2 separate regions of the Homo sapiens genome follow, and region 1 is linked to region 2. The links are chromatin loops, found by intact Hi-C in ENCODE. Cell type or tissue: Calu3. All regions are shown on one strand.

Region 1 (5,000 bases), 240 kb before region 2:
TGAACAAATTTTCGGTTACAGATCAGCTCTCAAACACTAAAGTCCTTAATGGCAAGGTCTTTTCTGATAGCTTCATGGATAGTATTGATGATCAGATTTCTTCTGTGTTATTGTCTTAAAAATAAGCATTTGAACCTTAATTTAAATTCTTTTCTTTTCCATTTAGAGATATGTTTTTTTCTTTACCTTCATACCTTTCTATTTCTTGCTAATTTCTATCACTAATTCCTTATAATTGTCCCTGCTCCCCTTCTTGATCTCTTCAGGGGGAATACTAGGCAGTTTTGTATCTTCTGATCTCGTACCCTGAGACTTCATCTGAATGTGCTCTGCCGCCTTCTTATCTGAACTAGATGAATTGGCCATAATTATGAATAGGAATATTAATGAACCAGAGGACATACTAGTCACATGTTATTATACACTAAAAAATAGGAAGTCATCTTGAAAGGCAGTTAATGTACTGCAAATGTCCCTATGACTTCTTTGCTTTCTCTTATACCAAACATGCAGGTATTTAATTTGTTTAATGAGGGTTGAGTGGAGTTATGTGTCGCTTTTATTCGGATTGACGAAAATCAACCATAATTTTCAAGGGATCTTCATGGGTTGTGACTGGAAGCTGACCTTAGTCTTGCGTCTCATCCTTTATGATGTTGAGAAATCATCTAATTTCTCAGAACTTTTTCTTATCTCTAACACAGTTATTACCATAATAATATTGTCTCCATTTATCATACAGGATCATTATGAAAGTAAAATGAAGTAGTATATATGAAAATGCTTTTTAAACACAAAAGCTTTATACAAAATATTGTTGAATTTAAATAAGGTAAATCTTTTTTAGTTTATATATTTGCAGACTATACATGTTGGATTAAATGGGCAATTAAGTTTTATAGGAATTTGCTTCCTAAGTCTACTTTTGAAGAGGAAAACAGGAACGTACCATATATTTTGCTAAGGGTAAAATATTTTTGGTGAATTGCAGACATTTAATTTCACTTGTCTGAGGTAAAACAATAAACTAAAATACATGGGCATGCATCTTACACTGATCTTATTAGAGGTCAGTGCTAAGTACCCATCTTGATTGAAGTTAGCTCAGATGTGGAGATTCATAGAATGAGGGTCCAGGAGAAGAAAGTTAGGGGAAATCTCATTTTCTTTCTGTAATTCATTCAGTGGTGCCAAAGCTGGGGGTTCCCTACAATGGCTATTTAGACTTTCCCTGCTTCAAAATAAGAGCAGTATCCTTAGCTCTAGCCAAGCATTTTTCTAATTCCTGCCTTTGGTCACAAAGAAGGAAAAGCAGAGCTGTGAATGAGTTAGTGGAGGTCAAGTCACATCAGAGTTCATGACCTAGTGATTGCTGGTGAAGTAATATTGGAATTTTGGTACCATGAGAAGACTTATAAAGGATTTCATCAGAAGTTTTCATTTTTTCTAAATCCTCCCCTACAAAATTTTCAGATTGGAAATTACTCTTGTATTTGTAGAAGATTGTCTCTAAAATTGTGGTTTAACTCACGCAGGAAGTAAAATTCCTATAGCAAGACATAGTTTCATTTTAGAGGACCCCCAAAATCCCGTGAATTCTCTGGTGATGATTCTAGCCTAACCTTCAACATAAAATAATGAAGAGAACTTTTAAACTTTTTTATGAATTCCTAAACATTACCATTTATGTGGCAGAAGTTCTGTTCCCTATAATCTGCAATGCTGAAGTATCTCTATTCAATTCCCTTCCTTATCTGTTAAATTTAATGTCTTTATACTAAAAATATAGGCTCTTGGGATTGGAGAGGAAAAATTAGAGGTGATTTTCAGATTTCTTGTTCTATGGAAGAGGAAGCTGAGCTCAGGGAGATATGAGCTCCACAGCCACAGCTGGTTAGGGGCGGCTGCCAGTAGAACAGGGCAGATGCCTGGACTCCCAACTCAGTAGGCCTTCTGTTACACCTCAAAATGTGTTACATGGGAAGAAAAAGATTAAGAAAAAGCAAGATAATTTTGAAGAAGGACGAGAGGAAGAGGCATGAACTTGTCCTAACAATGTCAAAGAATATTTTAAAGGTATACCAGTTAAAGTAGTGTGTGGCTGGTGCCAGTAGAGGTCAGTCAAGGGATCCCTGACGAGAATAAAGAGCCCAGAAACAGGTCCATGTTTATATGGGAACTTGATTTTTGACAGATACGGCAAGCTCTATGGGGAAAACAATATGTACTACCTTATACCCTTCCCCAAAAACAAAGGGATTAAAGACCTAAATATGAAGACAAAACTTTTAAATGAGAATCTATAAGGTTATTTTCATGATTTTGCAAATGGGAAGGATTTCTTTAAAGCAAGACACAAAAGCATACACAGGAAAAAATGATGCATAAAAACATGGCTTCTGTAGAACAATAGAGACTGTAAAAGAACAAGCTACAGACAAGGAAATGTTTGCAATGCATGGAACTGTCAAAGGATTCGTATCTGGAATACATTAAAGAAGCAAAAGAACCTCATACAAAAGTCATTGAGTAAATGACAGCCATGCATTAGAACAGCAATTCTCAAAACTTTTGGTCTCAAGATCCCTTTACACTCTTCAAAAGTGAGAACCCCAAAGAGTTTTCATGTATGTGGGTTAAATCTATTGATATTTTCTGTTAGAATTTAAAAATTATGTTAAAAAAATAAGAAGAATGACTATTTTTCAAAACAAAAAATGAGAAGAGTGGTATTGTTTTACATTTTTACAAATCTCTTTAACATTTAGCTTAATAAAAGATAGCTGGCCTCTCATACCTGCTTCTGCAGTCTATTGCTGTGTGTTTTGGATGAAGTATGTGAAGGAGAAAATCAGCCTCACATGGATAGGTAATCGTTAAAAAAAAGGGACCTTGCAGACCCACTGAATGGGTCTCGGGACCGCTAGGGTCCTTGGACCACACTTAAAATTGCTGCATTAGAAAAATGGATGAATTATATGAACAGAAAAAGCCTGAATAGTCAAAAAAAATGTGGAAAGATTATTACTGTCCTGATAATCAGTGAAATGTGACCTAGTTTTTTCATGCTTTCAGATTAGCAAAAGGTAAAAAGTCACAAGATCTAGTGTTGGTGAGAATGGAGCAATAGGAACACATTCACTACTTTTGGAGTAAAAACGGGTTCAATTTGATGATGTCTAAGAAAGTGAGGTTTGCATACTCTGTGACCCAACAATTCTAGGTATACACTTAAGAGTCTCACTTCCCAAAGTGTGGGCCACAGAGCAGCAGCATGGGCTTCACCTGGGAAGCTTGCAACTCTCAGGTCCTGACCTGGACTTGCTGCACCAGACTCTGTGGTTAAGATTTCTTAGGTGACTCATGCTCATGAAACCTTGAGAAGCAATCTTCTAGAGAAACCATGCACATGTGTACAAGGAGATGTACAAGAAGCCTCACAGCTGAACTGTTTGTTTCCAGGAAAAGTTACCTAAATGCTCATGAGCAAGAAAATAGATAAGTAAATTGTGGCCTATTTATAGATGGTAAACAATTGAGCAATTAAAATGAATGAACTTGATCTGTAATGTGGATGGCCCTTGAAGAAATAGTGAATGAAAATAAGCTGTCGCAGAAGATGAAATGCATGCCATTTATACAGTTTTTTAAAAAAACTATGTTGATTGTTATTTATAGAGAGAAAGTATAGAAACATAATGAGAAAGCAGTTGCCTTGAACTCAGAGGAGAGTAGAACTGCTTGTGGTTGCAAAAGGGGTCTCTTCTGTTTCAATTTTTTTTTTTTTTTTTAAAGATCTGAAGGAAGATGTAAGCATTTGTTAAATTCTGGATGGTGGGTCCATGGGGATTTGTTACTCTGGTTCTAACAAAATACTTCAAGTATCAAGAAAAGTACAGATGAATGTCTCACTTTGCTAGCAGAATATACACTTGAATGAAGGGGAAGATGAAGGGATTTAAGTTCTACTTTTTATTCTTGGCATACTCATTAAGCACACTGGCAGAGGCTATGGTCTCTCAATATTCATCCTCCCTTTTAGAACTCTGATTTTCAGATAAGTGCAAGGCCACCCAGAATATAAGGATTACTTTCCCAGCCTCACTTGGATTCAATCAGATCTGGCTAGTGATCTGAGCAACGTTTGGGACATGTCCTTAAAGATAGGAGCATGTCTTTATTCCTTCGCCAGCCAAAATGCAGAGGTAATGTTTGGAGCTCTGGCCCCTATCTGGGATCGTGAAACCACAGAGGGCACAGCAACAAAAAACATAGGAGCTTCTACTCTTGACACCTCAGAGGGACACTAGGAGCCCCAGATTGTCTACGTCTGCACTGGAGAGAAGAAAATTTCTACGTTTCTGAAGCCACTGCTGTTTTGACCTGTCACAGATAACAAAATCCTGACTGATTCATGTTTCCACATGTGTACAGTTAGCTAAGTGAGAGGTCTAGTTTAAACAGGGGCGAGGGCATGTGGGCATTTAACTCTCAGATCTTGCATTGAATTCCAGTCTTGTGTTAGCATACGATTTTAAGCAAGTCATTTAAACACATTGAGCAATGTTTTTTTAAATCTGTAAAATAGAGGTGAGACCAATCTGGCAGAATTGTGAAGATTAGAGTCTTAAATGTGTGCACAGTGCTTGGCACGTAGTAGGCATTCAATAACTTAGCTTTTGTTTACTTCAAAAGTTTCACAGTATTCTTGCTTCATTTAACTGTTCACTTTGTTTTCTGAAAGAATCCCAACAATGGAGTAATCTGGAGAGGTATCAGTGATTAAATTGATCCTGTACTGTATTTTTTTTTTTTGAGACAGTCTCACTCTTGCCCAGGTTAGAATGCAGTGGCGTAATCTCCACTCACTGCAACCTCCACCTCCCATTTTCAAGTGATACTCCTGCCTCAATCTCCCAAGTAGCTGAGAGTACAGGCATGCCACCGTGCTACTTGGGAAATTTTTAAGTAGAGATGGTTCCACCATGTTGGCCAGGCTG
Region 2 (5,000 bases):
GAGCCTAGGGTTTCTGGGTATTGGTATGAGGTGTCAGGACACTAGGGATGTAGTTTCAGTCCTAACACTAAGAATGGTACCATGTCTTTATATAGGGCTTTCCAGGTCAGAGAGACCCTACATACGCCTGGCCTGACTGAATCTTCCCCTGTAAGATATCAGGCCAAATAGCACCAGTCCCATTTTATAAATATCCAACAGTTTAAAGAGTTAACAGACTTTGCGAAGATCACACAGATGAACGGAGGCAGGGTTAGAATTCAAACCCAGATCTTTCCTTTACAGAGTACTTCATCTGCAGATTGTTCATCCTTCTTGCTCAGGACTCTATTCATAAGGCTCTACTTTTTCCTTCCAATTTTTAGTTGTATGGAACTAGAAAATTATTTGGCTTAACACACAAGTTCTGTGGTAAATTCTGTTTCTACCAAGCTGTGTAACTTTGGGCAAGTCACTTAAGCCCCCAGAACCTTAACATCTTCATTAAATGGTGACAATAAAGATAGTACTCAAAATTATGAAGATTAGAAGCAATAATGCATGCAGAGTTGTTATTATGGTATATGCACTGGTTCTAGCCTTTGGAGTAACTCCTCCCCCTCCCCCTTCACAATAAATCTTTGATGTTGAAATTCCAACAAATATTGATGTCTAGTAAGGGATTTGAGGGCTATAGCTTTTAAAACATAGTATATTTGCAAAACCACAACATTCAAGTGATGTTGTGAGAGTACGTTTATTATTTGTGTGTCCAAGGAAAATGATATTTTACCCCTTTGGTAAGTGTAAAGTAAGAAGACAGCCTTAAGGCCTGTTTGGATGTTATGAATATCAATGCATCTAAAGAAACACTTGCAGGACCTGTCTGTCCTGCTGTGACTTCATCCTACATGCCAATGTCTTTTCCATTTTCTCCATGAAGACTTAAAACAAAACAACCAATATTTACCAGGCACATCATAATTCTCTTAGATTTACAGCCATTAACTTGGATAGTAAGCACAATTGCAATCTTTGGAGCATCTCAGAGATCTCGGTCAAATCCTTTAATATTTTTGCAGATACTTTTAGTTCTCTTCTCTTCTCTTCTCCTCTCCTCTTTTCTTCTGTTCTTTTTCTTTCCCTTAATAGGGTGAGGCTGCTTGGTTCCAGATATCTGGTCTCAAATTCCCATAAATTGGTAAAGAAAAAAGTATTTAGAGACAGGATGGGATGAATTCCTTTCACTCCTTGACCCCAAAACCTCTGTTATCATGGATATTAATTTTTCAGTTTCAGACTTGGCAATTTATCAAACCTATTCTGGAAGGGAATCTTTACTCACCAATACCAACGTAAGTAGAATGCAGACAAATGCATAAAGACCTCTAGATAAAGAGAGGCTAAATTGTTGTAGTTAGGACTAGTGACTCTGGAGCCAAATTGTCTGGGATCACCTAACTAGCTGTGTGACCTTGGACAAGTTACTCAAGTTCTTTATACTTCAGTTTCCTTATCTGTGAGATGGAGATGATAATAAGAGAACCTACCAATTGCTTCTTACAGGAAATTTACATATTTCCATTGAGAGATCTTTGATCAAATTCAGTGTGGTGTCCACTAGCATTTGGAAGGATAAGTGCAATCTAGCAGAGAAAAAACATGACCTTTGAGTCAAGAGACCTGAGTCAAGTCCTCTACCTGATTCACGGATCAAACCGTTCAGCACAGTATTCAAGGCTTTTTACAATTTGACACCAACCTACATTTTCAGCCATGCTTGCTGTCACTTCTTCTCCTTGTGATTTGGTCATCAAACTATTTGCAATTGCCCAAAATATCAGGGATGTACAACTTACCCTCAGTCCGTCCGTACTGTCTCTCAGAATCCCCTCCCTACTCTCTGCCTACTTGTTCATTAACTGCTCCCCCTTCTGGCCATGGCTGCATTTTGTCTGTCTCCTCCACTAGACTGTGCTTAGGGAGACCAGAGAATACTCACCTTTTCATATTGGTGCCTGGTATACAGACTGGCACATAGTGGGTGAGCAACAGCTATTTTTAAGTAACTAAAAGATTAAATTAGTGTCTTTTAGTTAAGTCTCTTAAGAATGGTGACCATAATATGTCTCCTTTCTACTTTAAAAAAATATGTGAGGGCATCTGAAAGTAAAGTAATAATATACTTTATTGCCAGTAATATAATGACTCACTAAAGACATGAATGTAATTTAGCCTTAGGCCATTCTTACATTCCTTTGAAAGCCTGGAAAAACGTTCAAGTGGCAATTACTTGATGTGTCCCTGAAAATACCAGTGCAAATTCCTTTGTTAATAGAGTATCTGTCCTCTGACAATCAAATAGGGACGTGTTGCAAAGTGAGCCCCCCATTGGCCTTGTTCTTAGACAGGTTGTAAATCCCTGAAGACTTCTCATAGTCAGCTGTGTCTGGGTAAATCTTGTTCCCATAGGACACTGGGGAGAAGAGAATGTCTGAGCTGGCCATTTCCTCCAACTGGCTCTGAAAGGAACACCAATTACCAGTCCACCTTGTTGACATGTTACCTCAAATGCTTTCTTGTTTGAGAACAATTCTTTCAGAAAGACTGAGCTGTCCTTTTCTATAGGCAGTAGAGAAGTGGATGGATTCTTATGCCATAGAACTTAGGATCTTGGCAAAATATGGCTAAACTCCTTTAGGTACCTTTAAATATCTGGTTATGCCAAGGGTGATAGTGGCTACAGCAGATGTCTTGCTCAGCAGAACATTGTGTTGAGTGTGTAATTAGAAAGACCAACTGGATGGAAGAAAAGAGACAAGGAACCAAGATTTCTTGAGCTTTCTATCATGGCCAGGGAAAGATAGTTGGAATTATTACCCTGAATTTGAAATCATCACAGGAAGGCAGACATCATTCTTTGTGCCAGAACTTTGGACCCAATGTCATTCTTCCTATCTGTGGCCTGAAGGAGAGGGGTAGAGAAACCTACTTAATGAAACTCCAGTGGTTGGAGGTGTTAATACAGATCTGATGGGTCTCTGTGCTCATCGAAGACTGCTTTGCTAGTAACTTGTCAAACATCCATTACAAAGCAATAATTCATAGGAAAGAAGCAAAGTATTAATAAGAATTATTTCTTGAATATGGTTTACTAGTAGCAAAGCTCCCCTTTTCATTTAGTGGGAAAGCATGAGAATTTTGAGCCATTACCAAAAGCTCAGCATTGCTATACTAAATATTTAGGTAGTTGAGCTTTCCCTCATTGAACCATTCTCTTTGTTTGGTAACCTTGGTGTTGCAAATCAAGATCGAGAAAGTCGGATTGATTTTTTGAGGGTCACAGTAGTCACCAAAAAACAAAAACAAAAACAAACCCAACAACAAAAACAACACAGCTCTAATTTTTATTGGTGGTAACAAGAAAAAATCATTGTGGGAGGGACATGTGTGTTTCTTAGAAATATTGTTGTATGGGACAATGTTTTCATGGTACTTAAAGGAATGTGTATTTCAAAGGCTAATTGTGTGAAACTTTTCTCTCAAAAGAAGATCAGAATGTTGCGCCGTTGTATTCCAGCCTGGGTGACAAGAGTAAAATTTCTGTCTCAAAAAAAAAAATAATAAATAAAATGAAAAAAAAAACATAAAAACACACACAAGAAGATCAGAATGTAATGTTATCTTACTCTTGAGTTGGAAAGTATCCTGGCCTGAGAGTATATAATACTCAAGTGAGAAGTTGAGATGTTTAGCTATGCCTTGCATCTTATGATGAGGATGGGGATGGGCCGCTTTCCTAAGGGAGCAGGGCTTTGGGATTTCTAATAAGCAGCAGAGGGTACTTACAGGATGCCTTAAGAGCTGTGCTGAAGATTCAGCCTTAGTGTCTGGGTTATTTAGCATTATTCTTCAAAGACACTCCTACCTTACCAATCCTATTACCCCAGTGGAATAATGCAATCTAATTCCAGTTTCAAAGGATTTCCTGGTAGCCATAAAGAACATAATTCTAAGAAATAGAAAAAATACATTTGTGAGAATCAAAAGATTTTTTAAACAACCTGGAAGAATCTTCACAAATTCCAAAGACTCAACCCACCAGCCTTACACATGACAATGCTAGCAGTAGAAGAAAGACCTTAAATTACCCACTGAAAAAGATCATGTCTTATGCATCTCTATATGTCGACTTTCTAGTAAGGCACCTGATACAACATGGGGTCTCAATAAATATTGACTTGAATTCAAGTGATACTCAAAGATGATAACATCACATCTTTGGAGACATATACTTAATCACCCTTTGAAGAAAGTGACACAAATATAATAAGTTTCCTGACACCCTTCTTCCCCAGGACACTTGGTTATCTATTAAAGGATTTTCCTGGTGAGAGAGCACTTACAAATGCTAAAGGCTGCCAGAGAGTTCATTATGTGTTTGAATTTCTGTATGTGTGTAAAATCGGGAAACATGTTATTTATTCATACTAACTTGGACTTTATTAAATGAGAAATTCAGCCAAGATTCACAGGAAATATATGTAATATATATATAAAATATAAGATAAAAATCTTAAAACCGGAAAGGACTTATGAAGATGCTAGATTTCTGGGAAGAAGTTCCAATCTTCAACTATGCTAAAAGATAAGAGGTGGGGGAGGAGGGAGAAGGAAAATTCTAGATAATACCAAACTCCAAGACCTACAGTTAGTCCATAGCCAGAAACTTGGAAGACATGTTATGACTAACATTACCCATGTCACTGTAAACCACAATTATTAGCCAATATATTATTTGCTGTTGGCAACAAAACCAAATTGTTGGCTTCTTCAAAGAAAGTAAGTAGACAGTTCATTCTTTGCCTAAAAACTGTTCGGCTATCCTCTGCCAAATAGAACCATTTCAAACAAGCACAGCATCCCTTCTATATCTGTATGAAAATTCTCAACTCTCAGAAAACAATGAAATTGGATGTTAGAAGACTGGGCAGTGGTGAACTGAATCCTGGAACACACAT

Evidence for each region. Hi-C counts contacts between places; a loop is a spot of excess contacts. Peaks named below come from ENCODE experiments on the same cell type or tissue, not always from the same donor. Only the 100,000 strongest peaks of a DNase experiment are listed, where the experiment ranks them.
Region 1: it touches region 2 in a loop (2.7-fold over the local background); 4 of 110 quality-filtered maps call a loop at or near these places.

The regions. Positions count from the first base shown.
Region 1 is chr5:34,956,171-34,961,170 of GRCh38, forward strand. DNAJC21 (DnaJ heat shock protein family (Hsp40) member C21) reads left to right here. Exons shown (of 12, transcript NM_001012339.3): 12 at 1-2,794. Among named protein-coding and RNA genes, the nearest start is that of DNAJC21, 29 kb to the left of the region's middle. In Calu3, no CTCF peak of the experiment used is centred here; a DNase peak (open chromatin) is centred at 2,111.
Region 2 is chr5:35,200,626-35,205,625 of GRCh38, forward strand. All of the region lies in intron 1 of PRLR (prolactin receptor), which reads right to left. Among named protein-coding and RNA genes, the nearest start is that of PRLR, 27 kb to the right of the region's middle. RefSeq lists a silencer at 1,822-2,116. In Calu3, a CTCF peak has its summit at 1,909 (motif pointing left); a DNase peak (open chromatin) is centred at 1,906.